Regions from separate parts of the Mus musculus genome. Here all the other regions are linked to region 2. Evidence: chromatin loops called from intact Hi-C (ENCODE). Cell type or tissue: left cerebral cortex. All regions are shown on one strand. Links, peaks and the distances in the headings refer to the core of each region. The heading gives the core; the rest is flanking DNA. Region 1 holds the start of Gm51888 (a long non-coding RNA gene). Region 2 overlaps Nsg2 (neuron specific gene family member 2). Region 3 holds the start of Gm40823 (a long non-coding RNA gene). Region 4 has its middle 9.1 kb from the start of Gm51888.

What was found. Peaks named below come from ENCODE experiments on the same cell type or tissue, not always from the same donor. Only the 100,000 strongest peaks of a DNase experiment are listed, where the experiment ranks them.
Region 1: a loop joins it to region 2, with 3 times the contacts of the local background. A loop is called at or near these places in 3 of 42 quality-filtered maps.
Region 3: it touches region 2 in a loop (2.3-fold over the local background); 4 of 42 quality-filtered maps call a loop at or near these places.
Region 4: a loop joins it to region 2, with 2.4 times the contacts of the local background. A loop is called at or near these places in 3 of 42 quality-filtered maps.

Annotation. Positions count from the first base shown.
Region 1 is chr11:32,123,380-32,131,179 of GRCm38, forward strand. Gm39676 (a long non-coding RNA gene) reads right to left here. Exons shown (of 3, transcript XR_872349.2): 2 at 3,700-3,792; 3 at 1,698-3,509. It overlaps Gm51888 (a long non-coding RNA gene), which reads left to right and starts at 3,899. Exons shown (of 3, transcript XR_003949656.1): 1 at 3,899-4,439; 2 at 5,194-5,297; 3 at 5,861-7,800. In left cerebral cortex, for the core only: no CTCF peak of the experiment used is centred there; DNase peaks (open chromatin) are centred at 4,245, 5,387 and 5,722; H3K27ac peaks cover 1,981 bases.
Region 2 is chr11:32,057,382-32,065,181 of GRCm38, forward strand. Nsg2 (neuron specific gene family member 2) reads left to right here. Exons shown (of 5, transcript NM_008741.4): 5 at 62-1,830. The coding sequence ends at 253. Among named protein-coding and RNA genes, the nearest start is that of Gm12108, 40 kb to the right of the region's middle. In left cerebral cortex, for the core only: no CTCF peak of the experiment used is centred there; DNase peaks (open chromatin) are centred at 3,850 and 4,725; H3K27ac peaks cover 1,392 bases.
Region 3 is chr11:32,153,752-32,161,551 of GRCm38, forward strand. Gm40823 (a long non-coding RNA gene) reads left to right here and starts at 7,560. Exons shown (of 4, transcript XR_872353.2): 1 at 7,560-7,691; 2 at 7,797-7,800. In left cerebral cortex, for the core only: no CTCF peak of the experiment used is centred there; a DNase peak (open chromatin) is centred at 4,300; H3K4me3 peaks cover 234 bases; H3K27ac peaks cover 506 bases.
Region 4 is chr11:32,114,231-32,122,030 of GRCm38, forward strand. No RefSeq gene overlaps it. Among named protein-coding and RNA genes, the nearest start is that of Gm51888, 9.1 kb to the right of the region's middle. In left cerebral cortex, for the core only: no CTCF peak of the experiment used is centred there; DNase peaks (open chromatin) are centred at 3,887, 5,120 and 5,313; H3K27ac peaks cover 749 bases.

The DNA of each region.
Region 1 (7,800 bases), core at 1,394-6,393, 66 kb after region 2:
CATATGGAACGATGGCTCACAGCCACCTATAATCCCAGTCTCAAGGGATCTGATACACTACTCTGACCTCCTCAAGCACCAGACATACATATAAGCAAAACACCCATTACATCAAAATAAAAAATAAATTTAAACTTTTTAAAGAATTTTTAAAAGATTTATAACTATGCTCAAACAACTCAAAGATATATGTGATTTTATTCAGGGCATGGGGAGGGGAGATGAGGAAGTAGAGACAGAGAAAGGCAGAGAGAGAGAGTAGAGGAGTAGAGGCAGACCATGAGCACATGGAGAGAGGGGAGAGGAGCAAGAGGACAGGGCAAGAGCAGTGTAAATATATTTCAAGAAAACAAAAGCAGGGAAATAAGGTGAAGTTAATACAAGATATGAAAACAGAATACAAAAAGAAAATAGAATTATTGAAGAGTCACCTGAAATGAAGAGAATTAAAAACTCAATGAGCCAAATAAAACCCTCACCTATAATGGGAATCAGTATCCGATGAGACAAGGTGAGAGGCACTGGGTCATCTAATGAGGTTCACATGGGCAGTACATGGTAGAGCGCTGGAACACCACGAAAAGACATAGCCTCCATTTATCAGCGCAGAAGGATACCATGCCAATGAATAGGAAAAAATTTCAAGAACATCATAGAAGAAAACGTTCCAAACCTAAAGAAAGAGATACCCTGTCCAGGTAAAAGAGACTTAGAGAACACCAAATAGACAGAACCAGAAAAGAAACTCCCGCTATCACATTAGAGTTAAAACAATAAAAACATAGAATAAAGAAAGCTGGAAGAGAGTCGTCATTTATAAAGGCAGGCTCGCCAGAATAACTGTTTATTCAACAGGAAATTTAAAGCCAAGAGTCTGGAAAAGTGTTTTCCAAGTTCTGAAAGACCACAACCACCAGCCCAGAATATTACACCCAGCAAAACTATTAAAATCAAATCAAAGAGGAATGAGAACTTCTCATAAAAATGGATCAAAGGAATTTATGGCCTCTAAACCAGACCTACAGACGATTCTGCAAGGAATATTTTGTTCTAAAGAGGAAAATAAACACATCCAAGAGGTCACAGAGAATAAATACAATATACCAAGAGAAATAACAAAGAAGACTAAGAAAATACCACAGACAAGCACTAACAAGGCTAACACGTTGGATTAGAAAAAAAAAATCCATCTTTTCTACTGCCTCCAAGGAAAATGTTTCACCATCAGTGATGGACACCACTTTAGAATAAACGTGTGGGGAAAGTTGTTCGAGGAAACTAGAACTAAAGAAGAAGAAGAAAGTTAAAAACTCTGAACCAATTAAAAACTTATGTGGTAGCCGGGCGTGGTGGCGCACGCCTTTAATCCCAGCACTCGGGAGGCAGAGGCAGGCGGATTTCTGAGTTCGAGGCCAGCCTGGTCTACAGAGTGAGTTCCAGGACAGCCAGGGCTGCATAGAGAAACCCTGTCTCAAAAAAAACAAAAAAAAAAAAAAAAAAAAAAAAAAAACTTATGTGGAGCTGGGCGTGGTGGGCACGCCTTTAGTCCCAGCACTTGGGAGGCAGAGGCAGGTGGATTTCTGAGTTCGAGGCCAGCCTGGTCTACAGAGTGAGTTCCAGGACAGCCAGTGCTACACAGAGAAACCCTGTCTCAAAAAACAAACAAACAAACAAACAAAAAACCAAAAAAACAAAACAAAACAAAAACTTATGTGGAAACTCTCACCAATAACGGGAGTCAGTATCTTGGTTGAAAGACAAGCTAAGAGGCATTGGGTCATTTACTGCAGCCACTTTAATATCTCACAAAGTAAGCATCAGGCCTAGAGTAGAAGGAGAGAACTGGCTTCCAAGAGTTGTTCTCTGACATCCACACATGTGGTGTGGTATGCACATATCTACAGGGGAGGGGGAGGACAGAGAAACAGAGACCAACAAACAGACAGGGAGACAGAAACAGACAGAGACGGAGAGACAGAAACAGACAGAGACAGAGAGAGACAGAAACAGACAGACAGACAGAGACAGAGACAGAGACAGACAGACAGAAACAGAGACAGAGAGAGACAGAAACAAACAGACAGAGAAAGACCGTGAAAGAGACAGAGAGACAGAGATAGAGAAATTAAGTATATTTTAAAAAACGAGGTTTCTTGGTCGTGCCAACTCTTTTACAATGAGACCCTCAGTCTTAGTTAGGGTGACTATTTCTGTGATGAAACATCACGACCAAAGGCAATTTGGGGAGGAAAGGGTTTACTTCACTCACAGTTCCATCTAAAATTCATCATCAAAAGCAACAGCTCAAGCAGGGCAGGGACCCAGAGGCAGCAGCTGACACAGAGGCCAAGGAGGGTGCTGCTTACTGCCTCCTCCCCATGGCTTGCTCAACCTGCTTTCTTATAGAACCCAGGACCACCTGCCCAGGAATGTCCCCACCCACAATGGGCTGGGCCCTCCTCCATCAATCACTAATTAAGAAAATGTTCTACAAGCTTGCCTATAGCCCAATCTTGAGGCATTTTCTCAATTGAGTCTCTGTTCTCTCTGATGACTGTAGCTTGTGTCACGTTAACACAAAACCAGGCAACACATACTCTGTAAAGGTCTGTTTGCTATAGAGGACTAGAAATATGGAATGTAGCTGTGAACTCGGATGGCAAAGAAGCATGGCCCTGGATCTGGGGATGTGTGGTTGGAGTGCAAAATGCCCCGACAGGTTCGTGTGTTTGAACATTTGGTTCCCAGATGGCGTGCTGTTTCGATAAGATGCAGAACCTTTAGGAGGCAGAGCCTCGCTGGAGGAAGTGGGGGTAAACCTTGAGGTTTTGCTTGATCGCTTTTGCTTCTTTGTTTTGTGCATGTTTATCTGTGGTGAGAGACAGACACGGAAACCAACGACTTAATACAATGCAGGCTTTTAATCTGGGAGAAGACAGAGTGCATCGGTATAAGAATCAGGGTCTGACGTCTGCTTACAAGCTAAAGTAATTACAGGGCAGAAGGTGGAGAGGCTGGGAAGGAGGCTGTTATTAGTCCTTTCCAGTTCCAGATTGGCCACTGGCAGGAGTGACCAAAGAACAGTGAGCAGCAAATGAGCAAACATCCGGTGATGGATAAGCATCCCTCCTGATCAGCCATCATCAGAGGGATGCAGGGGCAGGGCAGGATCCAGGAAACCAAGTCTGCAGTGCTGACTTCTGTGGTGGAAATTGCCATCACTTAACCCAAAGGGAGAGACTTCAAAATGGCATGACCAAGGCTGATAGGCGATGTGTATATTTGCATGGAAATAGAACAAACTCGGGCTTGGCTCCTCCTTCCATGCTGCCCACAGTTGTTTGAGATGGAGTCTCCTCCTGGCCTGGGGCTCACCTGGTTAGGCTAAGCTAGATGGGCAAACCCAGGTACCTCCATGGTCTCACCTCAGTGCTGGGATCACAAGTGTGTACTACTGTACAGGATTCTGTGAATGGATGCTGAGGTGTGTGCCCAGGTCCTCATGTACTCTGCAAGAACCATATTGGCTGAGCTACCACCCCCACCACCTACCACTATACCACCACCACCCCCAGCCACCTCCACAACACCCCCATCACCCTCCACCGCCCTCCACCACCTCACTACCACCCCAGCACCCACACACACACACCCTCTTTACACTTTTCTGTTTGAGACAAGGTCCCACTAAGTTGTTACCTTGTCTGGCCTTGAACTGGCTCTGGAGCTTGAGCTGCCCTTAAATTTGTGATCTTCCTTCCTCAGCCTCTTCAAATCCCTGGGCCTGCAGGCCTATCTATGCAACAAAGCCTGAGTAAGGCATCTTAAAGGGCTTTAAGATGACTAGTCAGAAAGTACCAGAAGGAGTTATGTGAGCTTCCACCACTGTCCACATTGAGGACGGTCCATAGTCGCCTCCAGAGATGAATTCTGCCCTTCTTGGTGGACAGGAGAGGGACACCTTTATGAACAAACATGTCTTGCTTTGGGTAGAGAGTTTTTCTGTTTCTCCATCTTCTGTCTTTGATTCAACTGTCCTTGCCAACGGGGAGAAGCAGCTAAGCTCTGGTGGGCACAGAGCCCAGGGAGGAGACAGGGACACGTGTGCTCTGTATCTGCTGTGGTCTCCCCCTCCTCCTCTGAAGGCCTAGGTTTAATGTGGAGTCATTAATGAGAAGAAGAATTAACTGAATTTATCTGTGAAAGTGTTAAAAGGCTCACGCTCCGCCTGAGGAATGAGCTGCACAAGAAGCCTGCGGTAGAAATTGCCTGTGTAATTGTAATCTTTTAAATGCAATTCCTGCAGAAAGATGACTCAAGCTTGCTTTTTCTGCTTCCTTTCCTCCCCCATCCACTTCTTGCTCATCCAGGTTATCTGTCAGACCAGCCACCGAGGCTCTGCTCACAAACATGTAAATGCAGATCAGGTACTTACGCAGGTGAGACTGGTTTGTACTGTTTATTTGCGTTTTTGGTTCCATCATTTTTTTTATATATATTGGCTCATAAATAATGTTCTTGTTCTTTAAATTTTTGTATTAAAATGTAGGACTCTTAGCACAATTTCTCTTTCTCCCTCCCCCCTCCCTTATTTCTCATTATTTCTTCCCTCTCCCTACTCTTCTTTTTCTCTTTCTCTCTTTTTTCTTTCCTTCTCTTTTCTCTCATTTCTCCCTTCCTTCTCCCTCTCTTCTCTCCACTCTTCTCTCCCAACCCCACTCTCCCTAACCCCCATCCCTTGTGCTGGGGATTTGGCCCAGGCCCCTCCCATGCTGGACCCGGACTCCATCACTGCACTCCAGCCTGAGTCCACAGATGCCACGCAGAACCTTGTACTCACCTTTAGTTCATCTCTACACGGAGCTCAGCCCTGTAAACTGTGTGGCCTGTGCTCAGTAGAGTTTACTCAGCCCTCCATGTTGGAGGCTCAAGGGTGTGGTACTGATATCTGGTAAGGGTTTTCATATTCTGAAGAACAAGTGCTCTGCTCCCAAGGTGACAACTGCACCCTGGGTAGCCCAGTCACCTTTTCAACCCCCTCCCCCATCATGACTATAATGATAGCAATTAAATCTCAGCATTTAGGCTGTAGCAGGACTCTCGTGTCTGTGTACAAATGTGGGAGCAGAAGGGGCACTTGTGACTCAGACAGGAAGCCACCCCTCAACCTATTTATGCTTCCACCAATAACAGTGCGGGATGCCTGGTACCCACAGTGTCATCATCGATGCCTTTTGTCAGTTTAGCGGGTGACAAACAGCCTTTCCATTGAGTTTGGATCTTTTGGCCTAACCCAGGTGTGTGGACTGCCTCTGCCTGTTTCAGCTGCTTTCTCTGTAGTTGGCTTTTTATGGGAGACAGCTTTTGGAACCACTGTAGCTGGGGTGGAATGCCCCACATTGGAGGGTTGGGTAGCCTGTCTTCTTGTAAGAATAACTAGAAACTGTTCCTGACTCCTCCGCTGAGAGCGACCGAGGAGCAGATTAGTCAGCACTGCAGAGGGGAAAGGAGGGGAGGGGAGGGGAGGGGAGGGGAAAGGAGGAGAAGCGAGGGGAGGGGGAGGGGGAGGGGAGGACCTAGGCTTGTGGGCTTCACACAACAAGTGTCTAGTCTCAGCTCCCTCTCAGTCTGTAAGGTGGAATCCTACCCACGGCACCTCTGAGCACAGGGAAATAATCCAATGTCCCGGTATAAGAGCAACTTTGCGCACAGTGCCATGCATCAAGAGAGCACGTGGGCACAAAGAGGAGGAGGATAATCTACAAGCCCAGCAACTTTGAGTGGAGCTATCCTACTGCTACCTTGATTTTGGAAGTCTGGTCTCTGTGACTATGGGATGAGAAATTTCTGTTGTTTTCAGACACTTAGGCAGTGGAACTTGATTGCTGCAGCCGGAGCTGGCTGGTACACCCCCAGAGTGGCTGATGACCCGAACAAGGGACTTCTAGACAACCGTTTCCTGATCTGTAAAATGGGGTTATTACCCTACTTGCCACGGACCTGCAGCTCAGGGCTTCAAGACATGGAAATGGTCCCCACTGGCTCCCTGGTGCACCCAGAAGTCCTGGGTTCTAGCCATCTGGACGTGTTTCCCAGGGTCTCATACACCCAAGACCAAGGCCATTCCCCTCCTGTCGTTCAGTGGGGATTCCTGAACTTCTCTGAGCCTCAGTTTTCTCAGCTGTTCAATGAGAAGAGGTGTCAGTACCACGATATCTAGTGATACTTTGATTCTGGTGTTTTGTGGTGTGCTTTGAAAAAGACAACCAGATAAATGTGTTCATTCCCTGCAAACAATGGCGACAAATGAGTCCATTAACTTCTCTGGTGCGTTCACTTCTCTGTAAAGAGATTTCCCCCAGAAAGCAATTGGGAGGTGGAAACCTGCAAACTGAGCTGTCAGTATATTAAGCCACTCTGTCTTTAAAAGTCAATTATTTGCCGGTAGCTGTTGTACTTGCTAGGACTGTTGCTGCCGCCTGTTGCAAGGTGATAGATTAGAAAATAGTCATCTTTCATTCAAATGCTGCGTGGCCAAAGGGCTGAGGTCACTTCGACAAAGGGATTCCAGACACCTTCTGAGAGTGCCACGGTGCTGGGTATCTTAGTTACTCTTCTAGTGCTGTGACAAAATATCATGACCATGATGACTTATGAAAGAAAGCATTTAATTTGGCTTACAGTTACAGGGGATGAGGGCTCATGATGGGAAACTGAAGGGACAGGTTGGATGTCAATCCACAAACTCAAAGCAGAGAGAGGTGGATATACACAATGGAAATGGTGTGAGTCTTGAAACCTAAAAACCTACCCAGTGACACGCCTCCCCAATAAGGCCACACCTCCGAATCCTTCCCAGATAATTCCAAACACTGGGAGCCAATTATTCAAATATATAAGCCTATGGGGCCATTTTCATTAAACCACTATATTGGGCATAAAGTCATCCTGACCCAATATAATATTCATCTGCCCAGGGGCAGCTACCAGGCTTCAGGTAACTTGCTTCATAATTCCAAGTCTGCTAAGTGGCCATAATGATAGCATCTATCTCACAAATCTGTGGGGACCCAGGTCACAGTGTATGTAGAAACCTAGCACATATTAAAAGTTCAGTAGAGATAGCTAATATATTTCCGTTGTTGTTGTTGCTGCTGCTGCTGCGGCTGCTGCTGCTACATCAAATACCTGAAGCTGAGTGCTTACATAGAAAAGTTACTTAGCTCGTATTTAGGGGCTGAAAGTCCACAATAAGGAATCTCCCCCATTCAGCCTCCAGTGAGGGCCTCCCTTGGTTATTTCACACTAGGGTGGATAGCATCACGGAAGGAACTCTTGAAGGAGGATGAGTTTTCACGGTGAGACAGAAGCCAGAAACCATGGAGGGAACAGCCTTGCTACTTAAAGACCATTTCTCACTGGAAATAACTCACTCCTCAAGACTCACATAAATTCTTTCCATGGATGACAGCCTCATCTAATGACCTCACACTAGGCTCTACTTGCCAAAAGTTCCTCCCCTTGTTAACACTGCCACATCTACAACCAACTTTGAACCCAACATTCATCAGGGCAAATACTAGCCAAGCCAGAGAATCATTTCAAGCTGACTGCCTTTTCTCTAGTGCCCAGCAGAGTGGCAAGTTCAAGCAAGACCTCTAGCAGGCAAAGACTGAATTGGTGACAGGAACCTGCTGACTCCATCTCTAGCTTATTCTGAGAGTCATTCTCAGTTACCCAGCAGCCAGGGACCTAAGGAGCCTGACAGGGGAAGAGCCCCTTACAAAGAGACAACAGATC
Region 2 (7,800 bases), core at 1,257-6,256:
GTCCCCGTGGGTGCCAGCAGCCCACCCGGCTACTCCTGACTCTTATCTCTTTCTTCCCCAGCACAAGCGCTGTATCCCGGCCTCGCTGGATGCTTACTACTCGTCCCAGGACCCCAGCTCCAGGAGCCGCTTCTACACAGTCATCAGCCACTACAGTGTGGCCAAGCAGAGCACTGCCCGGGCCATCGGGCCATGGCTGTCAGCAGCTGCTGTCATCCATGAGCCCAAGCCACCCAAGACGCAGGGCCATTAGAGGTCTGCCCCAGCTGGGATGGGGGTGGGTGGGTGGAGAGGGAAACCCCCCTCCCCACTAGTTAAGCAAGGCTGGAGCTACAAGACAATACTGTACTGCTAGGGTACGGGGTGGGGGCGGGGCAGGATGGGGTCTGGGGAGCACTCCCCAAAAATATTGTGCACTGGAGTTGTCTGAATCGATCTTTCCTTTTGTTCTTTTGTATTGTTGCTTCGTACCCAAGTCAGGCTCGTGTACAAAGGCATGTTTCGCGTTGATTGTTCCCATGTAAGATATTTTCAAAGCCGCCGCTTATTCTTTGTTAGGATAATTTAGAGACAGAAAGGGGAGCCGGATAAAATGAATTTAAAAAGCATGAAACGGGCTCCACGTGGAAGACACAGCAGGGCAGTAAAGAGCAGAGTCTGTCTGGGACTTCTTAGATAAGGCCCCATGGCTTCTGTGTGGGCGTCCGAGTACTGCGTGGCGAAGGGTGGGCTGTTCAGTTTGCCTGTGGTCTGCAGGAGAGAAGCACAGCGATGGCAGGCAAGGCTGATTTGGAGAGGAAGGTGATGTTGGCATTTCTCAACTAGGAATGCACAGAGTACCACTCAATGGTGAGCTTGCAAGATTTGCACAAACTCATGGGGGAGGCATCCACGCTCAGCCCTGGGCAGCCCATGGGGACCTAGGCTCCGATGCTCACAGGGCGGCTGTTGTGCCTCAGCAAACACAGGCGTGGATAGATGTTGTCTTTCTTTTGTTTTTCTAGGTGTATCCCTAGATGCTGCCCGTGTTTTCAAGATGGCAGGGGTGGGAAGGGAGAGAAAGGAAGAGAGGTCAGGCGGGCCGCTCTGGACCCAGCTAAAAGCATAGGCACCCGGTTTCACCCGGGTTTTGCTTTTTCCCCAAAGCGCTAATGACAGCAGGAATGACAATTGAATTCTAGTTAGTTGAAATCTGACAGCCGGGAAGAAACTTGAAGATTGGGCAGGCAGTGCTCATTCCTAAAAGAAGCTGGAGAAGGTGACTGTTTGCTCACTGTGTTGTGTTGACAGAGTTGTCCAGACTTCCCAGCTAGGTTCTAGAAGCACCTGACAGGGAGGTGTGGCCAACATCCTTAGGCTTCTCACTGGCACTTTAGCAAGGGCCTCCTGCTTCTCGCGAGCATTCCAGGAAATCCCTTTTCTTGGAGGTGCTGGCCCCAGGTCCAAGAGAATGAGAACTGGCCAGGGGAATTGCCCATTTGGTCTGCATAGGCCGTTTAAGGGTATTTTTTTGTGGCTTGCTATATTGCTGAAATTATTGTACACAGCAGCTGGGTAATAGGAATAGTATATCTCAAACCATCCTGCCAGATACTCTCATCTGATTTCTCCTCCCTCCCCCCATCTTCCCATCACCTTGAGTCACCTGTAAATTCATTTGTCATCTGAAACGGATCAACAAATCTTCCCTAGCAAAACCACAGAGCGCTTTATAATTTTGTGGTGTATTTTTGTCAGTAGGTAGCAGAGGCTGAAGTATTTTTTGGTGTAATTCTTGAAATTTTCTGACAGGAAAAAAAAATAAACATAGATGTGTCTGAGTGTCCTGACTGTCTGTCCATCTGTCCTTGACGGCTTGACCTTCTGCTCAGTGAACCTCATGGGAATGCTAGGGGCACAGGAGGTGGGATTGGTAAGTCCAGGAGCAGAGTGCCCTATGACGTGGGAGGAGAAACTGGGATAGTGTGTGTGGGGGGGGGTCTCTATCTTAAAGTAAGTATAGCCTGATACACTGCTAAAGTCCTGGCACGATGCGGAGCCCTGGGCAAGATCCTGAAGCCCTACAAAATCTTAAGGACTACTCATGATCCTGAGAATGTCACGTGACACCAGAGCCTCATGTGGTAAAGAGGTCAAGATATGCCACTAAGGAGCTAATAGGATGCCGAAGGACCCTATGATATGATATATGAAGTATCATGATATGACATGAAGTATGTTATACCAAGAGGCCTGCAATGCTGAGGTTATGATATGCTGCTGCTGTTATGATTGATTCAGAAGGCCTGACATAATACCGTGGGCATTACATGATGCTGAGCATTTGATAAGATGCTGAGATCCTCATGGTGCAGAAGGTCTGACAGACAGGATGCTAACTAAGGGCCTTACATAATGCTGGCCCTGCGTCATGGTCCTGACATCATAGCAAGGCACTGACATGCCGGTTAAGGGACCACCATGGTGACCCTGTATTTTACTACCTGATCACATATTGTGGTTCTCAGCTGGTGCTGAGCACCTGCATATGATATTCAGTTTCTAAAATGCTGCTTGCAGGCCTGCCTTGATGCTGAGTGGCATGTGACATTGAGGTCCCAACATGATGCTGAAGTCACAGCGCTATTCTGAAGTCCTCGTAGGATATTAAAACAAGGTCCTGACATGGCGCTGAGCTCTAAACATGACAATATTGAATGTCTAACATGACACAGAGGTCCAGACATGACAGAGAAGACATAACATGATACTGGAGATCCATTCATGATGCAGGTACTGACAAGATGTCAAGGTCTGGACACAAGGCTGAAGACCTCCTCTGATGCTGACCCCCCTGCCATGACACTTAGGGCATGGTATGCTAAATAGGCTCTGACATGACATTAGACTCGTGCTATTTTTCTGAGGGCATTACATGAGGCTGAGGACCTAATGTAATCCGAGTGACAGACACAATGCTGAGGTTCTGGTGGTGATAGATGAATCCTGTGGTTCTGATAGATGAATCTGGTACTGACATGACATGAGATGTTCGTGAGGTGACATGAGATGTTACATGATACTGAAGAAATAGCAGATGCAGAGGGAATGAATAATGTTGGTTTCATTCCATAATGCTCAGGAACTCATGTGATAATGCAGATGCTGAGGTCAGGACTTGTTGCTAAGGATCTGACAATGTGCTCACATCCAGAAATGTTGCTGAGGTCCCATCCTAGTGAGGACATCTTGTGATGCTTAGGACCTCACATGATGCAGAGATAATGGCATAATTATGAGGTCCTGGCCTGATTCAGATTGCCTGATATATTGCTAAGGTCTCACATAATGCCAAGGCCCTGTCACGATACTCAGGTTTGACATGATATCACAGACGTCCTGACATGGTTTGGAGGATATGACATGAACCCAAGATTCTAACATGAACTGAGGTCCCTCGTGATGTGGAGGGCATGAAGTGGTCCTGAGGTCCTGACCTTACTGAATGCCTGGTGTGATTCTGCCATGATGCTTGCCATGATGCTAAGGGCTGGGTGCTGATGTGATCCTGAAGGCTTGAAGGCTGAGTCCCTGACTTCCTGACGTGTTGAGACCTTGACATGACACTCAAAAGCTGGTTAGACGCTGGGGGGGGGGGGGGTTGGGGAGAACATGGTAAGAGATTGAAGTCCTGACATATGACTAAGCTCCTCCCATTATTCTGAGACTCTGAAATAAAACATTATCCTGCAGTCCTGACATGATGCCAGGACTTCACACCATGCTGCTTCCCTGACAGGAGGGTGTAGTCCTGACATGATGCTGAGAGCCTGGTATGGTGAGAATTTAAATAAGGAGTATTTCTGTCCACTTTGTGTTGGTACAAGAGCATATACACAGAGCGCTATGAATAGAAATGAATCTTCTTTCTCACAGGCCTGGTTGCTAGGAGTTCAGTATCAAGGTAGTGACACCTTCTAGGGAGGCAAAGAGGGGGTGTAAGAGAGCAAAGACTCCACCTCAAGCAGCAAGCCCGTTTATATTCAGCATTAATCTGTCCATGAGGCTAGAGTCCTCATGGCCTGAAAATCTCCCACTAAGCCTCACTTTCAATAGTGTTGTGATAGGGATCAAGTTTCTAACACATACTTTTGGGAGGGACAGATTTAAACCATTGCATACAGTCACTGCCCTGAAGCTTAGAGACAAAATTAGATACAGAAATAGTCAGTGGCAAAAGAGGGTCTGTCTGCTGAAGGCTCTGCTGTCTCGCTAGCCAGCGGCTCAGGGAGGAAGCAGGGAGCCAGCACTGGGTCTGCTGTTTTAGCATGCTTTAGGCGGTGGTCATTGGCATCACTGAACAACTGAAAGCTTGAAGCCAAGGTGCATGAAGAGGTGCCCATGGGCTCTGCTAGAGAAACTTGGGTTAAATCTAGGTTGAGCGATCCCATGACCCCTTTCCGTTGTGTGTCAGACCCCAAACAGCATGGGCACAATCACAGCCCACTTCCCAGAACATCAAACTGCAGTTTTCACAGACGCGAACTTGCTTATTCTTAGCCTGAATTCAGTCCCAGTGTTCAATGCTAAGAATAGCAAATGCCCTTTGGTATGCCAAGTGCTAAGCGCTCACCAGTTCCAAGAGGGAGCCACCCCTACCTTCGATATCACTGCCATCGACTGTCACTACCACTTCCGTCTCAAGTGCACAAACATCAGTGAAGCTGTGTTTGAGGTGATGTGGCAAAGCGGCAGAGCTGTGATTGCAACCCACGCATTTGGGTCCCGTCTTAACTGTTCCATCAGCAACAGCCGCACATCTCTGCACTGTGCTCTGGGGTTGTGGTTTGTGCCCACACATCTTCCTGCCTGGGATGGCAAGCTGTTTGGGGAGGAGATCAGGACTGACTGGATACAGTTGGAAACAGGCAATCTACCCTGATTGCTGAACTGGGGGTTCTGACCCACATGCGTGGCTGGAAGAGAGAAAGAAGACAGCACAGCCCTTGCCCTCAGCCCTTGCCCTCGGGTGCTGTGCAAACTGCTAATGGAAGAGCAGAGACTGTTGGCATTTTGTCTAAGCTCCGCCCCACAGTTACCTGGCAACAGCCAGGTGTGCCTGACTAACTGTAAAAGAGGCTGCTTGCTGGGCAGTGGTGGTGCAGGCCTTTAATCCCAGCACTTGGGAGACAGAGGCAGGCAGATTTCTGAGTTCCAGACCGGCCAGGTATACAGAGTGTGTTCCAGAACAGCCAGGGCTACGTAGAAAAACTGTGTCTCCAAAATCCAAAAACGAAAAAAAAAAAAAAAAAGAAGAAGCTGTTTGCTCCCTCTCTCTCCTTATGGTCATGGCTGGCCTCTACTTCTCTTCTCTTCTCTTCTCTTCTCTTCTCTTCTCTTCTCTTCTCTTCTCTTCTCTTCTCTTCTCTTCTCTTCTCTTCTCTTCTCTTCTCTTCTCTTCTCTTCTCTCTCCTCCCCTCCCCTCCTCTTCCCTTCCCTTTCTCTCTCTCTCTCTGTGTGCCTTTTTCTGTCTCTACTACCTTCTTAACTCCCCTCCCCATGCCTTGAATAAACTCTATTCTATACTATACCATCTTGTGGCTGGTCCCTCAGAGGGAAGGGATGCCTCAGCATGGGCCCAGGAAGGCACCTCCTTCCCCCACACCTGACTACAATTCTTTCTCTCTTGATCTTTTTATAAACACAACAGAGACAACCCTTCACACTCCAGAGTTCTGGCCAGTCAGCCTATCTTTTGAAACAGTGAGGCCCAGTCAGGACTGTGAGCTGGCATCCCACTCACAGAGGCCATGAATCTATGTAGGCAACATGTAAACACCAGACACATTATTCAGTTACACAGAGTCAACTAAAAACTTAACAAGCACGTGTTCAAACGTTCTGTTGTAAATGAATTTGCAACTCTATTGCAAGAAAGAAAGAAAGAGAGAGAGAGAGAGAGAGAGAGAGAGAGAGAAAGAAAGAAAGAAAGAAAGAAAGAAAGAAAGAAAGAAAGAAAGAAAGAAAGAAAGAAAGAGGAAGAAGAAAAAGAAAACAACAGTTTTCCTTTATCCACCTTGACAGACCCTATATAATGCATATAACGGTAGGAGGAGCGGGGACAATGGCAGCCCTGATTACTAGGAGTGACCCTAATGCTATTCCTGGTGGAGTTATAATTTTCTCATCAGAATAAAGGGGACACAATCGCCTGCATGAGCAGGGAGTGGCTACCGGTGAGAAGAAGCCTTTAACCAAAGGTTTAGTCAAGAAAAGCGCCTCTTCACAGGGCCCTGCTGGGCCAGCAATGTCATAAAGCCAGGGCCTAGGCTAGTGGAACAAACTCCCTCTGTGTCCTTTGCATACCTTTTAATCTATTTACCAACATCAGGAATTCTTCTGAGAGGGACCTCCGCTGTGCAGAACGGTAATGTGAGGTCTCTGGGAGCGGGTTGGGTGTCTCAGTGTGGGTGTCAATCTGAGAACTGGGTAGTGAAGGACAGGTTCCTGCTTCAGGGAGGAATTCAGGAGGGAGGTACAATGCATCCTCCTAAGCCAGCTCCTGAGATCTCTTCCCTATCCTCTGCATGCAAAGCCTCCGCCTAGAGGGCAACTGCCTGGCTCCCTGAGGCTCACAGTTGAGGCTGGAGGACAGAGGAATGGGATAAATAGATAATTGCTGCCTGTCAGGGGGAGGCGATGGTGGTGCTAGAGCGGGATCCCAGCAGGCAACCACAGCAGAGTTATTTTAAGGAGACATGTTATTATTCAGGAAAATTGAGAGACCACCTCTTCCGAACTGCCAACTGCTGTGATCAGTTCATCCCCCGCCCCCACCCCCACCCCCACCCCCGCCTAATCTGACTGGGGACTCAGGAGAAGCAGAGATAAACTCCTCATCTTCTTTTTCCCAAGAAGCCCAAAAAACTAGCAGGTGTGAGTAGTGAGAGAAAAGGCTGGTTTCCTTGGCAACGTCAATGCCATCATCAGACTCAGTCTAGCATAACACAGCATTTACCCCCCCCCCAAGCCCCTCTCCTGTCCTTTCATCCATCAGAAAGGATCGTCTCCTCTCAGGGAACACAGACCCAGGAGCTCAACTGGTCACAGTTGCCCTCCACTGGCCAGGTTGCCCTCTGGAAACCTGCTGCTTCTCCCTCTGCGTCTCCTGCGTCTCCTCTTTCTTTGTCTTTCTCTGCTTTCAATCAAAAGGACGGTGCTTAGAGTCTGTGGATGGTCTGAGTGTGTTTCATCTGAGGATCCTGGGTTTCAGCCTGCACAAGATGGGGCAAGGGGTCTGTAGTATCCCTGAGAGTGGGGAAAGCAGCCTGTATCTGCCAGCTCTTCTCTACACTGCAGCTGCCTTATCCTTCACGTCGGGATCACCATTGCATTTGCCTCATTTGGTGAGGATACTCAACAATTTACCTGCAGTAGCCACAACTAATCCCTCCTACTGCTAAGCCATCACTGTGCTTGGGTTTCCCTGATTGGAAAGTGGAATTATTTATAAGCACCTCACTCTCCAGCAGGGCTGCTGTGGGCCAAACATGTTAACTGCCTTGAAGGCCCTATAACATAAAACTGGCTCCTTTCTGTCAGTGTTTTGGAAGCTTGCAGCTGTGGTCCCTTCCCTGGTCCCATTTACAGACTGTCAGAACCAGGGGTGACCCATTTCCCATCTCTATGCACAATTTTAGTTCTTGCATTTAGTTGTATCAAAATATAATTTTTTTCTTTTTTTTTTTTTTTTTCGAGACAGGGTTTCTCTGTATAGCCCTGGGTGTCCTGGAACTCACTCTGTAGACCAGGCTGGCCTTG
Region 3 (7,800 bases), core at 1,831-6,830, 97 kb after region 2:
GGAAAGGCCACTGAAGGCTAAGGCTACTAAGATGCTTCATTAGCATGGAGAGGTGGCCCAGGTGCTGTGCCACTTAGCTGCCGAGGCAGGCACGGAAACAAGGAAGGAGATAGCTCCACTCCTGCCGGTCCCAGGGTGAGTCTAATCTCAATTGTTTATATTTCCAGGGTTTGGTCATTCTCTACCTAGACAGTTCTGTGCCCGTTCCTCTTGCAGCACGGTCCGCATGCCCCATATTCCCCTTCCTGCTCTGGATAAAAGACGGAAAGAGGACAAAGCAAGTCAACAGAACCCCTCCGAGCAGCTCGGCTCTCTACCTACTAAGTCCAAAGACGGGAAGTAAGTAAAAGACAAGATTTCAAAATCCATGAGTAAATGTGTCCAGTAGCCTCATAGATACAAACAACATTAACTCAATTTAAGTCAGCAACATAGATGGGAAACTCACCACAATGGATGAGACATGCAGGAATGAGGATGAAGAAGTCAGCACACACTGGGGACAGCAGGATGGAGACACGGCTCAGTGGTTAGATAGGCAGCACCCTTCCAGAAGACCCAGGTTGAAGTCCCAGGACCCACAGAACAGCTCACATCTGTATGTAACTCCAATCCCAAAGGACCCAGTGCTGCCTTCTGGCCTCTGCAGGCACCAGGCACACACATGGTACACAGACATACATGTAGAAAAACGCTCATACACATAAAAACAAATCAATAATATTTTAAAAGGAGAAAGAAAATTTCAGGAAAAAAAAAGACAATGAAAAAAATATAAATAAACATCTTGGTGGACGACATGAGAACAACAGTCTCAGCCATGTGGGGAAGGAATGAGCATCAAGGAGGACACACAGCTCTCAAACATCAACAAGGAGAAAATCGCAAATGAACACTAGGGTATGATCAAATGACCAGACTGTGTCAGTAAGACATCAAATTGAAAACAAAAGTTTTTAGAACTAAAGACATATAGAATCTATTCAGTGAAATTATGCTAGAAAATTTCTCAAATTTAAGGGGCTGCGTGATTGGGAGCGCTTACTGCTCTTCAAGAGGTCCTGAGTTCAATTCCCAGCAACCACATGGTGGCTCACAACCCTCTGTAAGGCAGCTACAGTATACTCATATACATTAAATCAATCAATCAATGAAGAAGAAGAAGAAGAAGAAGAAGAAGAAGAAGAAGAAGAAGAAGAAGAAGAAGAAGAAGAAGAAGAAGAGATATTTTAGAACACCAAATATATATGACCAAGGAAGACCCTCTCTACAATATGCTACTATCAAGATTTCAAAAATACTAAACAAAGAAACAATATTACAAACTGTAAAAGTAAGCCCATCAAATCCCATCAAAAGGCTGACACATCAAAATAATATTAGATATTTTATCCGTGACATTAAAAGTCAGGAAAGTATGAAGGATGAAGTGACAATACATGTGTCACACACAGTCTGTGACATGAGATACAGCCTACAGCTATCTCAATCGAGATATTATCTAGATTAGATTGGCCTGTGGGTGTGTCTGTGGGGGACTGCCTTGATTACTTCCAGTGATGTGGAAGGGTTCAACTCACTGTGGGAGGAGCCATCCCTGTGGGAGGAGCAATCCCTTTAAGGCAGGTGGGCCTGAGTTATATAAAGAAGCTAGTTAAGCTGGGCATGGTACCACACGCCTTTGAACCCAGCACTAGAAAGGTACAGGCAGGTCAGCCTGATCTACATAGGGAGTTCCAGAACAGCCAGGCCCATGTAGAGAACCTGTTGAGAGAGACAGAGAGAGAGGGGGAGGGGGAGGGGGGAGGGGGAGGGGGAGAGAGCGAACAAAATGACCTGTGAGTGAGTCAGAGAGCAACCCAGCAAGCAGCATTCCTCTAGTGGCTCCTGCCTTCAGTTCCTGTCTTAAGCTACCACCCTGACTTCCCTCAGTGATGGACTGTGACCTGGAAATATAAAATAAAATGAACCCTCTCCTCCCCTAAGCCTCATGGTGTTTGTCAGCAAGTTGGAAAGGTAACTAAACTTACCAGATGGTAACTTTATCACAGCAATTAAAAACAGGTCCGTTATGGGAGTCAGCCTTTATTTTTTTTTATTTACTTTATTTCATCATATGAGTGTTTTGGATGAATGTATGTATGTGTACCATATGCATGCCTCATGCCCCAGGAAGCAAAAAATAACACTGGATCCCCTGGAGCTAGAGTTAAAGATAGCTGTGAGCCACCATGTGGATGCTGACAGCTGAATGAGGGACCTCTTCAAGAGCAGCCGGTGCTCTAACCACCGAGCCATCTCTCCGGCCCCTCAGCCTTTAATCTTCCTTTCTCACCTTTGTATTCTAAGGGAATACAAAAGCCCAATCTCCTAGTAGCAGATGAAGATTATCGGCAGGAACTCATGATGCTGACACTCCGGTGCCTTCTGTCTGAAATGTGACACAGGAAACAGTGTAGACAGAAGATGGTCAGAGTCAAAGATAGGAAGGTCTAGGATCTACCTAAGAGTCTAGGATCCATAGGAACTTTGAAGTCAGTCATGTGGTTTTGCTTTATAAGGTATGCTGAGTTTACCTACCCCAGTTGCAAACACATCTGCATATCTCTTCTATTTGGCTCATCACTAGCCAACATAACTAGCTGCACCCTCTGATCTATAGTCCACTCTAAAGAGTCTCATCTCAAAGCAGAACGATTCAGTCAGTTCTGGGTTTCCTCACTCAAGTCAAGGGTTTCTTTGCTTTCCCACCCATGTCTGGTTCTTAAGTAGCATCATGTGAGATGGACTATTAGTTTCTGGGTTTTTCTAGGTCCACTTGACTCCCCACTACTCCAAAGGGTCCTTGGCCATTGTGGGACTGAGTAATCAACTTGGAAGTAGAACTGGTTGATTTGGCTAATAGGTTTACAGGATTTCATCTATGACTGGTTGGCCCTGTTGCTTTGGCCCTATGAAGAAACAATATGTTCTGTCAGGGGACATGTGATAGAGCAAAGTCATTTACCTAATTGCTTGGACACACATACACACACACCACATGCACAGAAACATTCACAAATACACACACGCGCACACACGTATACCACAGAAGAAGGACAAGTTTACTCCCACAACCCTCTTCTGCAGCATACCCTCAGAGACCTAACAACTTTACAGTAAGCACCCGTCAGTCCAGATGAACTCCCCTCCCAATGTTGCCATGGGCTCATTAACGTCTTTAATGTCTATGGGCGTTTGGAGGGCATGTCACGTCCAATCTGTGACATTGTGAGTGTCAAGGGTGTCGTTGCTGCCAAACCACATCCTCACCAGGCCCAACCTGTTTCCTGGTCCAGTCTCACACTTAAGAGGAATTTTCTATTTTGTTGCTATTGTGGCTTCCTTTTTTATTTTTTGGAGCCTGACTGGCCTCAAATACACAATCCTCAGCCTCCCATATGTACCACCACACCCACTAAAAACAGGAAGATTTCTGATCCCAAATGTTGAGTCCTTGTTTCTGATTCTCTTGTCTGTGCATGGCTTATTCCAGCTTCTACTCCACTGGGCCTGGCGCCTAGGGGCTGTATAAGCTCTCCACCGCCCTGGACCCACAGAGAAAGCCAGGAGCAGATCTGTCCTCATTCAGATGCCCCCATAATTAATTCACATGCTCTGGGGTCTGTTCCAGCCCCTACTTAACTGGGGGTGAGGGGGGGGGATGGGGAGGCAGGTATATCTAAAAGATCACTGGTATATGTCTCTGGCCATCTTTCATCTGTATGATTCCCTGGTCACATTTCAGACAGAAGGCAAGAGAGTGTCAAGATGGGCACATGCTCTTGCCAGGTTTTTGTTTGTTTGTTTTTTGGGTTTTTTTTGTTTTTTGTTTTTTGGGTGGTTTTTTTTTTTTTTTTTTTTTTCATCTGTCACGAGGAGCCTGGGGCTTTTGTTTCATTGTTTTATTAAGTCTTCTCTTGAGATACTTGTGGCCCGCTTCTTGAATGGAAAAGGGTGGTGGGGGGGGAACATCTGTGAATGTATCAAACTCTTTCAGCTGTGGTTTTCTGTGAGGGGCAGTGACTGGAGTGGCGAGGCCCAAGGCATGTGACATTCCCCATTGTCTTGCTTCACATTCCCAGGTTCCTAAGCGGCAGCCCAATCTGCAGGCGAGGCAACGTTTGCCAGAGGCTGTGCACCGTTCAAACCTGGCACGGGAGAGCCGGAGCTGAAAGTGTGAGGAGGAGGAGGGAGGGAGAGTGAGTTTTGTGTCTTTGCCCGAGGCTGTGTTGCCACACCATCTGGAGCCAGGAGGAGAAGATGGAATAAATATAAGGTGTCGATGTACAGAGCGGAAATGCATGAAATTGGCAGGAGCTCGTTCATCATCCTGCAAATCTGTCTTTACAAAGTGAAATCAAAATCAAGCCAGTTTGAACAATATGGAGGCTGAGCAGCTCTTCCAAGAATAGCTAATGAAAGGGAGGGGGAGGGGGAGGCGGAACCCTACAGAAAATATGCAAATGTATGAAATTGGCAGGTTCCGTTGACACTTTAGTGTGATTAGTATGCTGATTGGTGTGCTTTGGAAAGCACTAAAGAAGGATCATATTGTTTTAGGGAGAAAAAAAATAATGAAAGCCAATAAAGAGCCCAGAACCTCCTAACGGGGAGGCTCCAGTGTGTAGTCAGCTGGGCCCCGGTGAATAGAGAGAAGAGTCCTGAGTAGATTCTGTCTACACCACGGAGCCTCCATAGAAACACGCCAGCACACTGTATTCATTTACTCATTCATTCATTCATTCATTCGTGCACACAACAAGGGCATCTACACTTTGCCTAGCACTGTGCAAGATGCTCAGGACACAAAGGGCTCAGATGCCTTCTCTGGCTCAGGGTACTTTCATAGAGGACGTCTGTTGCATCTCACAGAATAACAATTGCTATGTGAGTGTCTCTGCCACATGATGTAGATGCTGGGCAAAAGGGAGAGTTCACACTGAGACAGTGCAACATATTAGGGGTTATGGGTAGAGAGCTTGAAAAAGATTCACAGAGAATGACATTCAAAATTGCAGACTCTGGGAGCTGGAGAGATGGCTCAGCAGTTAAGAGCACTGACTGTTCTTCCAGAGGTCCTGAATTCAGTTCCCAGCAACCACATGGTGGCTCACAACCATCTGTAATGGGATCCGATGCCCTCTTCTGGTGTGTCTGAAGACAGCTACAGTGTACTCATATACATTAAATAAATAATATTTAGAGAGAGAGAGAGAGAGAGAGAGAGAGAGAGAGAGAGAGAGAGAGAGAGGACTTTGATGGATGCATGTGGAGAAGTAGGCTAAAGGCATTTGAGGCATAAATAACAGAATACCAAAAGATACAAACTCAGAAAAGTAACATTTCCTGGGCTTGGCAAGGTGCCACTTGAGTAGCTCCTCTGAGAATACCCACCTGAGAGCAGCTGGGTGTGGGAACCCTTTGGTAGGCTGGCAATTTTTTCAGCCTGCTGGATATTTGGGATCCTTTGAAGATAACTGTGACTGCTTTCTCTTCACACATTTCCCAGAATTCTGGAGGCTAACTGAAAGAGTAAGCCTATGGCAAGTGGACCATGACTGCACACACATTGCCTCTGTACCTGCGGCTGAACCATGACACGGAGAAGAGTTGGCACTGAGGAGCTTTCTGTAGTTTCCCTTTTTAGGGTGGAGGCCTCAGGCGCCTCTGGGGCAGTAGGACTAAAAGCAGGGGAAATTCATAGGGCCCTTGAAGTTCATGGATGGGAGGGTCTCAGGCATGCAACCCCTAGGAATTGCCATTTTTCATGGTATCACCCCAGAGGGGATCTGAGGGCCCCCAGTGTCCCAGCATCTTAGTCTCTGGGGATCTTGCTGGCACCGATAGTACACTGCATGGTAAGCCCATTAGGCAGACACTCTTAAAGCCAAAAGCAAAATCTATTGCTGGCCAGCGGCTACATGAGGAACTTGCCCAAATCACACAGTTCTGAACCTTATGGCCCTCGGTCTTTTATGCACAAAAAACCACGTCTTGGTTGTCACACTTTAGTTAGCAAGAAGCAGAACTACAGAAACTAAAAGGCAAAGTTAGTGCACTTAAGAACTTTCTGGAACTATGGACTAGATCTTTGTGGATTCGGTCTTTGGTCCATTGTTGGCAGGCGTTGGGGCCTATGGGTTAAATCCTTTCCTGGGGTTTCTATTCTGACTTTCATTGGTTAGGTTCCCAGATAAAAGACACTCAGAGCCTTTATATTTACAATAAGCCTTAAACAGCACAGGAGTTGATCATTTACCTACCCTCTAGGCTATTAGAATCTATTTCCTATTAATAACCCCGAGTTACTACTTATTATGTTTCATCTGGGCTGTTCTTAACTCCAACTGGCCAGCCCTCAAGGCCAGCTGCACCCCTCCGCAGCTCCTGCCTCCAGGTTCCTTGCCCTGTTTGAGTTCCTGAACCGACTTCCTTCAATGATGAATTACAATGTAGAGGTGTGAGCCAAAAGAACCCTTTCCGCCCCAACTTGCTTTTTGGTCATGGTGTTTTGTCCCTGCAATAGAAACCCTGACTAAGACACTGTCCACTTAGCAAAGCAACAGCAAGTAGGTCCCCTTGGGGACTATGTCCTCCACAGCTGTGGGCTTTGACCAGATTTACAGTGGCAAGTCTGAGTCTCTCCTGTGTAGTGGCAAAAGCAGTCGGTGATCCCTGCAAAGTGTCAGGCCACTATCGCACCAGTGGGTAATCTGCCTGGTAACCCACACTGGCTTAGATCCTTACTGTAGTCCACAAGCTTCTCCCGAGACTGTTGAGTTCTCTCCCCTGGCCAGCTACAAAGCTGCCCTGTCACTCAGAATGCTAGCCAGCGTGGAACAACCGACCTGCTCGTTTTCTGCTTAATTTCTCTATATCTTTTAACCAAAGCAGGTAATACCTCCATCGATAGGGTCTTATCTGGTGAGAACCAAGAACAGCAAGTGCCTGCATTGCTTTGAAGGGCCTCTTCCATTCAAAGCCGTCAGCTGTAAGGAGGTGACTGCTCCTGGCCCTGCGGCTTTTGTTTATTAAGTATTCCAGAAACAGCGTTCCCCAGTGATGCAGCCACTCCTTTCAAACGTTTTAAAAATTCTTTAACTGGCTTACAGATGGCAGGTTTCCATATGGCTGAGATCTCTACAGTCAAGACAAATGTTTCTACCTATCGGTTGCTTTCCTGTGGTATGTCATAGCCACTCAAAAGTCTCAGTAATAGACATGAGGATGTAAATCAGCCATTCTGGGAATTCCAAGAGCTTCGCCTACAGGAGGCCATTGAAACTCACTGATGATCACATCCCCTGATGTAAAATGGAAGAGTGTCCGCACACAACCTAAATACATCTTCTTGTGCATCTTTAACCATCTCTAGATGACCTGATATACCTAATAAAATCTAAATAGCTGTTACCCTGCATCGTTGGTGGGGTGGTGATGAGGGAAATCTGCACATGACCTAAAGAGGTGTGCTTTTCTTTCTTTCTTTCTTTTTTTTTCCAAACATTTCTCATCGTTGTGGGTTGAATCTGTGGCTGTATCTAGAGGGCTGACTGGAATTATATCAGCTGGGTGAACAGCATTGGTAGGGAGCTGCACCGTCCAGTTGTAAGGGAAGAGAGAACAAAAGGGCAGGTTCCGGGATGAAGGTAGGATTTTGGGAAACCTTCCAGGAAGAAGAAAGGAAGGCTCCTCCTTTGGTACCCCCTCCCTCCCCTCTATAAAAAGGACATGGCAACATTTCTCCTTTGCAGGGAT
Region 4 (7,800 bases), core at 1,172-6,171, 57 kb after region 2:
GCCTAGAATAAAAGGACATTTACTGGGGGATAGGAGACAGAGAGAGAGCAGAGGAGGGACCTGGAAAGGGGATAGAGACAGAGGAAGGGGGACAGAGGAAGACAGAAAGAGAGAAGAGATAGGAAGAGAGGAAGAGGTCGGCTGGGGACATGTGGGGATGAATGGTGTGTGTGTGTGTGTGTGTGTGTGTGTGTGTGTGTGTGTGTGTGTGTGTGTGTGTGTGTGTGTAAGATGGATAGAGAAAGGAGCTCAGCAGTACTTATAGCCCAGCCCAGCTCCTGGCTCTTACCTGGCCGGAAGAGAAGCAGGCTGTTGCTAGGTAACTGTTGGGAGGAGCCTAGAGGAACTGCTAACAGGTTGGTGGTGAAAGACCCACAACGTGAGGACTCCCCCACGTTCTGACTCAGGAGAGGCAACATCCCAAATCACTCACCAGAAACGGTCTTGTTGCAAACTGCAAGAGGACTTTTTATTCCAGACGCGCTCTGGGGCCCACAGTTGTACACCACGGCAGGAGTGGAGGACTGTGGACCATGAGTGTGGAATTGGGACAGCTTTTATGGGGTTACAACAAAGCCCGCGCTTCACAAACCAATCATGTCATAGCATCAAGAGCCCGCACAGGGCCAATCGATTTGTACTACTCCATAGTTTCTAGGCCAATCATTTTAAATCATCAAGCCTACACTCTGGGGGGCCAATCAGTTTCCTATAGCCTGGGAGGTCCACATTTGCACAGGTTCCTGGGCAGGGTCAGCAAAACGAAGTTTCAGTGTGTAATCTTTCCTTCTACAGTGCAAGCGGTTTACAGAAGCAAGATAATCGGTTAGCTTATCATTTCCTGTTATCTTACTAGGCCAGGATCATGTATTCACAGAAAGTGGGGACCCTGGAACAGCAAGAAATGTGACCTTTTACCTATATACTGTCAGGGAGCAGGGTCTGGAATTTGTGGTATTTAGGGCTTCTTAGGAGGCTGGAGTTGGGGCTGTATTTTCTATCCTTTCAGTGGTTATACCCACTTTGAAGATGTCAAAATTGGGATTCGGTGATTATGGGTCATATCAACAGATTCAAAACCTTAGTGGAAGAGACTATTATTGCATATATTTTAAAATATGCAGTAGAGAAGAAAAACATTTTTTTTATTTTAAATCCCAGACTCTTTGGTTTTCTTTATGGTGAAAGCCAATATTGATACTGAGACAGACGGTTTTCCCTGTTATACTAAGGCATTAGAGGGTGTGAATTAGATTTTTTTAAAAAAATGTGTCTTCTCCTGTGGGTTCTTGGACCTAGAGAGTCGAAGGACAGTGGCTGTGGTAAAAACAGATCTGTGTGAGCCAAGCCTCAATCCACAGGCACCTTACCCCTGGCCTGGAGCCACCCGTCCCCACCTCGTTCTCAGCACTCAGGGTCTCTGTTTCTCTGTGCCACCATCTGAGTTGTGTCTTCATCCTGCAGTGTGTCTTTCTGTTCTGTGTCTCCCTTAAAACCCTTCTCAGACCCCATTGAGGTTTCTCTGCCCTCCTTTACTTCCCTTCAAAGACATTGTTTTCCCAAATCTACTGACATCCTGCTCATTTTACATAGTGGGTAACAGCTGTCTGCTTCCCCAACCTCCTACTGCAGAGTCTTTTCTGCAGATGCCCTGGTGAGGAACTTTCTAGGCATCTGGTAGTTGGCAAAACAGACTTGCTTATTTGCTTTCCTGAAACTTACTGAGAGGTAAGCCTCAACCAAGGCTACAAGATGCATTGTTGGGATTAATAAATAATTGAACTTCTGAACCTAAGCCAGTCCCAATTAAATGTTGTCCTTATAAGAGTTGCCTTGGTCACGGTGTCTGTTCACAGAGGTAAAACCCAAACTAAGACAAGATGGAAGAGGTTTCATAGTACAAGCCTGTGGCCAGGATCTCTGACTCCCAAACAAGAGGCTGAGGAAGCAGTAAGAAGCAGATTATGTGACCACCAATACCATTTTTGATGTAACTCACTGTCCACGATGAGAGATCTTAGCCCCTGGAAAACTGCTAGCTAGTGGGCTCATGGGCTAGATCTCAGGGGAGTGCTCTGGTGACCCAGGCCAGGCTACTATGCACTGTTGTCTAAGCAGCAGCTAGACTCTAACATTCCATCTTAAAATAATCTGATTGCAGAGGCGGAAAATAACAGATAAGTAAACAAAAACATCGTGAAGGGTGCCGCACAAGGAAATGCGGGCTGGCCACTTCCAACAGAGTAGTCAGACAGCCATTAAACCTCAGGGGCTTATGACATAGAATCCCAGCTCTCTGTCAATCCAGTCAGTGTCAGAGTTGGGTGGCTCTGTTCCACACAGACATGCAGAGTCTCAGGCTGAGGGACATGTAGCCTCTCCAACACATGGTGTCCAAATCATCTTTGATGTTGACAATTCTAAGGCAGAAAGTCTAAGCAGAATGAAAGGGCATGGGCCGTGGACCAGGGCTGTGCAGAGAAAACACTTTCAGTACACTTGCCTTGGTCAAATGCAGTCACACGGCATAGAAGCTTGCTCTATGCAAGCACTCCAAACCAAGCAGTTAAGACAACAGAAATGCATTGTCTCGCTGCTCTGGAGTCTAGAATTACAACAAAAATGTTGGCATGGTTGTTTCCTTCAGTGTGTGTGTGGACAGAGACCAGTCTAGCCTTTCTCACAGCTTCTGGTGCTATTAACCTTTTTGTTGCTTCTTAAACTACTGGTACATCAGCCTGACTTCTGCCTTCATCTGGACACATGTGATGTTCTCCCTCTGTGTGTGTCTGACTGTTTCTCCTTATAATAAGGCCACCAGTCCATTTGGTTTAGAACCCACACTCCATCACAATCTCATATTAACCAGTTACACTTAGGATGATTGTCTTTCCAAATGAGGTCATAGTTTAGGTCAAAGGAGTTAATATTTCAGCATATGACATTGTGTCGGCAAAGTTCAACCTTAACCCATGGTAGCTCTCCAAGGCAAGGGAGGCTGGTCCACTGTCTGGTGAGCAGGTAAGCTGCCTTTATGATACATAAAGGAGCTAAAGCAAACATGGCTGGGCTACTCTGCACTGGGCTTGCAGTCCCGGAGAGCAGGGACTCAGCTCGACAGCTTGAGGCCCAGGTTTGCATAGATGCTCAGTAAGTAACAAACTGAGCTGAAGCTGAGCCAGAGTTCATTGAGAGGTGGAAAGGGCACAGGTTGAGCAAAACTGGAGGCTGGGGAAATGACAAGCTGAGTAGTTAGAATGGTTGGGGAACATGCCAAGTACGGATGCTCATGTGTGATAACTGTGTTAGGATTCTGGCTGAGAATCTAAGTGGGTCTGTCAATCTGACCAAAGCCAAAGGAAAGAGCCCAGAAGGAAAGTCTTTCTGGTCAGTATGTGCTTTCCCTGATAAGGTGTCCCTTGCCAAACAAGGAACTGGGTCATGGGAGAGAGGAAAGGGGCTATTTGGCCCTAGCTCTCCTCCCCTCCCCTCCCCTCTCCTCTCTTCTCCTTTCTTCCTCCTCCTCTTCCTTTCTCTCTCTCCCTCTCTCCCTCCCTCTCTCCCTCTCTATCTCCCTCTCTCCCTCCTTTCTTCCTCCTCCTCCTCCTCCTCCTTCTTCTTCTTCCTCTCTCTCTCTCTCTCTCTCTCTCTCTCTCTCTCTCTCTCTCTCTCTCTCTCTCTCTCCCTCCCTCCCTCCTTCCTTTCCTCCTTCCCTCCATGTCCCCCTCCCCCCCTCCTTTGTGTGGACAGTCTCCCCATCCTTCTAGACCCATCCCCCTAGTTTTCTGCATCTAACAACCCAGCTCTCACCGTTCAAGCACATACTTGGGAGGAAAGACTTCTCAAGGCTCAGACTCGTGAAAACACTGTGGGAGAGTGGGTGTGTTTGGCATCCTCCCAAGGCTGTGAGAGATCAGGTTGGGATGAGTTTGGGGATCAGGAGATGCTGAAAGCTGATGTAAGTCAGACAGACAAATCTCATGGCCTGGGGGACCCTTCAGTGTCCAACTGAAAGGCTACATTCACCAGGATGTATAATGAGAGTAACAACCACTGTCAGTTCTCCAGGACTTAATGTGAGGCAGGACCAAGCTAGGTTTGTACAACCTGACCAGGTTGTAAGTTGTATTTAGATCTGCTGGCCTCCCCTCCACACCAGAGGCAAGAAACCTGCACTTTGGAGAGGTTCTGTGACTTGCTCAGTTTCCCTGCCAGGTAGTCAAAGCCAGATCCAGAATAATCTAAATGGACCTCCTGACTTAGAATCCTGGCTCTCCCCTTCCCAGGGGAGTAGCTACACACCTCCTCCATCCTTGCCTCAGTCAGCTTCACTGCTATGACAGAATGACATAGACATGTCTGTTGCCCCAATTTATTTCTCAAAGTTCTTGAACCTGGGGTGCCTACAAGGAGCTGACAAGAGTCTAGAGGTGCACTGTAACATGTAACACATGAAAGCAATAAATGAAGCCAGGCAAGAATTTGGAGGTAGTGGCAGAAAGATCAAGTGTTCATCTCTGGCTACACAGCAAGGTAGTGACCAACTTGGGTCACACTGGGAAATTTGTTTCAAAACATCCCCAAAAAGCAACCAGCAACTGTAGCCTCCGTTCCTGAGCCATTACGGAGTTCCTACTCTGTCTTTGGCCTTGTCCGAGGCCTGGGGAGGAATGCAGAATGGCTTCTGCCCTTCCGGAACACTCAGGGGTCTGTGTTCTAAGAAACAGTGGCAAGGCGAGGCTTGTCACCCATGAAAAGGAGGAGGAATTGTGGCAGAAGTCACTGTGGACTTCAGCGAATTCATGAACGGTTCAAGGAAGGCTGGCATGCCCTGCCTGCTGAGTGCAAAGGAGATCATTATTCACCCTCTGCTGGCCAATTAATGCTGAACTCGGGCTGAACCTTTCCCTCTCCATTTAAATCCTGCCCTTAAGCCCAGAGGAAAGAGGAATCCTCTTCCCAACTTCAGAGGGAAAAAGAAATGGAACAGAACCCCCAAGATCAGCCTTGGTTTTCTCCTTCTAAATAAAGACTTCCGAGCAAGCCTGAGCTATTAGTGTTCATAGTGGGGACTGTGTTCTCGGCTGCTTCCCCTCTGCAGCTGCATCCTGATAGCTCTGGAATGGGGCAGCATGAGCCATCTGCTTGACAGTTTGTTTTATTTGGTAACCTTGACTGCAGACTGATTTGTCGCTCGCTCGGGCAGTTTACTGCCCCCGGGGACAGAGGTTGCTCTCAGCAAGTCAGTGGTGGGCACTAGGGTATGAGACTGAGCTAGTGAGGAGCCTTTGAGGATGGAAACACACCCATACAGCATGGCTGGCTTCTCCAAACCCATTCGTTGCCATGGCAACAGTAGCTGCCACCAATCTAGACCACTGTGCACCTATTTATTAGCATTGGGAGAGGATAGGCCTTGGGTTCAATTCCTGCTTCAGCTATTCTCTACAAGTCAGCCAGCCTTGACAATTCCCTCCTGCAGGTCCAGGTAAAATCACTTACAGCGTGGGAATTATGGTAAAGGTAAGATACAGGCTGCCTGGGAACCCTATTCTCCTGCCTCAGCCTCTGGAATGATGAGATTACTAAGACACCACCTTGCCCAGCTAATGACACTTATTTTTTGAGACAGAGTCTCACTATGTAACCTTGGCTGGTCTGGAACTATGGAGACCAGGCTGGCCTCAAACTCACAGAGCTCTGCCGCCCTCTGCATCCTGAGTGCTGGGATTAAAGGTATGTGTCACATTCCTGGCTCTAATGACACTTTTCTAAATAAGGTGAAATATCTAAACTTGGTATAAGTATCTCACACTGTAAAGGTTCCAATATATACACGGTGCTCACATGGGATATTCTCTGTAATAGCATCAGAAAACGGTGGCCATAGAAACAATGCACTATAAATCCACACAGGCTCACTAAATAAAACTTGTATTTCCATAGTGTGGGTTCTTCTACAGTCATTTAAAGGAGCACGGTTGTCCTCTCTGCTCTAATCAGTCTTCAGAGTCATATCTGGGGGTGGGGTGGGGGTGGATCTGTTTTGTTTTATTATTTTTAAACTCCAATTGTTTCTCTGTGTAGCCCTGGCTGTCCTGGAACTCACTCTGCAGACCTTGAACTCAGAGGTCTACCTGCCTCCACCTCCTAAATGCTGGGATTAAAGGCATGTGCCACCACTGCCCATCTTTAACTCCATTTGTGATATAAAACCAAAGCCCTTAAATTCAATCAGGAAATTGCCATGTAGTGGGGTGGTGTGTGAAGGGAAAACTCACCTGTTTCATCCCACCAAGGCATAGAAGCAGAGCCTTTGGGGTCTCCCAGAACCTCTGTCCTGTCCAGCATGGCCCCACCCATAAGGACTTCAAGAGTGGCAGCCCACCCAGTTAAGTCACTCAAGAGCTGAGAAACCCTGAGGCCACAGGACAGCTGTGGTTGCAGAGGAGGCTGCCAGCGACGGGCACTCCATGCTGCCATACACAGCAAGTACAGCCACTCGGCTCCCAGCACTGCCAGTGAACCATATGCTCTCCCAAGGATGGAGGCAGTGGTGGTCTTCTAGTGTGGTGAGCTTTGGGTTCAGCTTCCTGCCTGGGTGTCAGCCTGATGCCTTTGAAGTCAACATTGTCACCTATATCACCCTTCCTTCTCTTTTTCCTATGTGTTCAGAGGCAGCTGGATTAACTGTGGTAATTCCTCTCCCCCTCCCTCCTTCCCTCTCTCCCTCCCTCCCTCCATCCACCTTTCCCTCTTCCCCTCCCTCCCTGCCTCCCTCCCCCCTCCTCCTCTTCCTCCTCCTCCTCCTCCTCCTCCTCCTCCTCCTCCTTCTTCTTCTTCTTCTTCTTCTTCTTCTTCTTCTTCTTCTTCTTCTTCTTCTTCTTCTTCTTCTTTTTTCTTCTTCTTCTTCTTCTTCTTCTTCTTCTTCTTCTTCTTCTTCTTCTTCTTCTTCTCTCTCTCTCTCTCTCTCTCTCTCTCTCTCTCTCTCTCTCTCTCTGTACTTGGGTCTTGGCTTTGGAAATTTGAAGACTATGATCTGCTTCATGTTCTGTCCTGATGATCTGTCCTGCAGTTAAGGGATACAGCCTAAGAAACCATACAGATGTGGGGCCAGGTCACATCGTGGGGGCAGGGGCTTGCTACAGAAGAGCAACCCTGCCCAGTGATGGTTCTTGAGACCCACCACACACACTGCACACATCCTTTGCCTCCCCCCCACCCCCAGGGTGACCTTAGAATAGAGGCGCCTTCTCCTGCACCTGGTATCTTTTATTTTGCGGACACTTGGTTACACCTAGTCACTTCTGGTCATAATCTCAATTGTCAATTCCCAGCATTCAAATGAAGCTCTCAGCCTCAGTCAGTAATTAAGACAAATCAAATGGCTATTTTACGGTGAGAATTTGCCTCCTTACTACCTGCTCAAGAGCTGCAGAATCCTGCCCAACCCTGCTGCCTGACTATTCAGGGGTTGCCATCCCAGCTGCCCCAGCTGCTTCTGTCATCAGCCTGCTACTGTTCTTGATGCTCTCATGGAACACCCGAGAAGGGTAATTCATAACAAGCAGAAACAAAGACACAGGGTTTTTTTGGTTTTTTTTTTTGGTTTTTTTTTGTTTTGTTTTGTTTTGTTTTTTGTTTGTTTGTTTTGGTTTGGTTTTGGTTTTTCAAGACAGGGTTTCTCTGTGTAGCCCTGGCTGTCCTGGAACTCACTTTGTAGAACAGGCTGGCCTCGAACTCGGAAATCCACCTGCCTCTGCCTCCCAAGTGCCGGGATTAAAGGCATGCACCACCTGA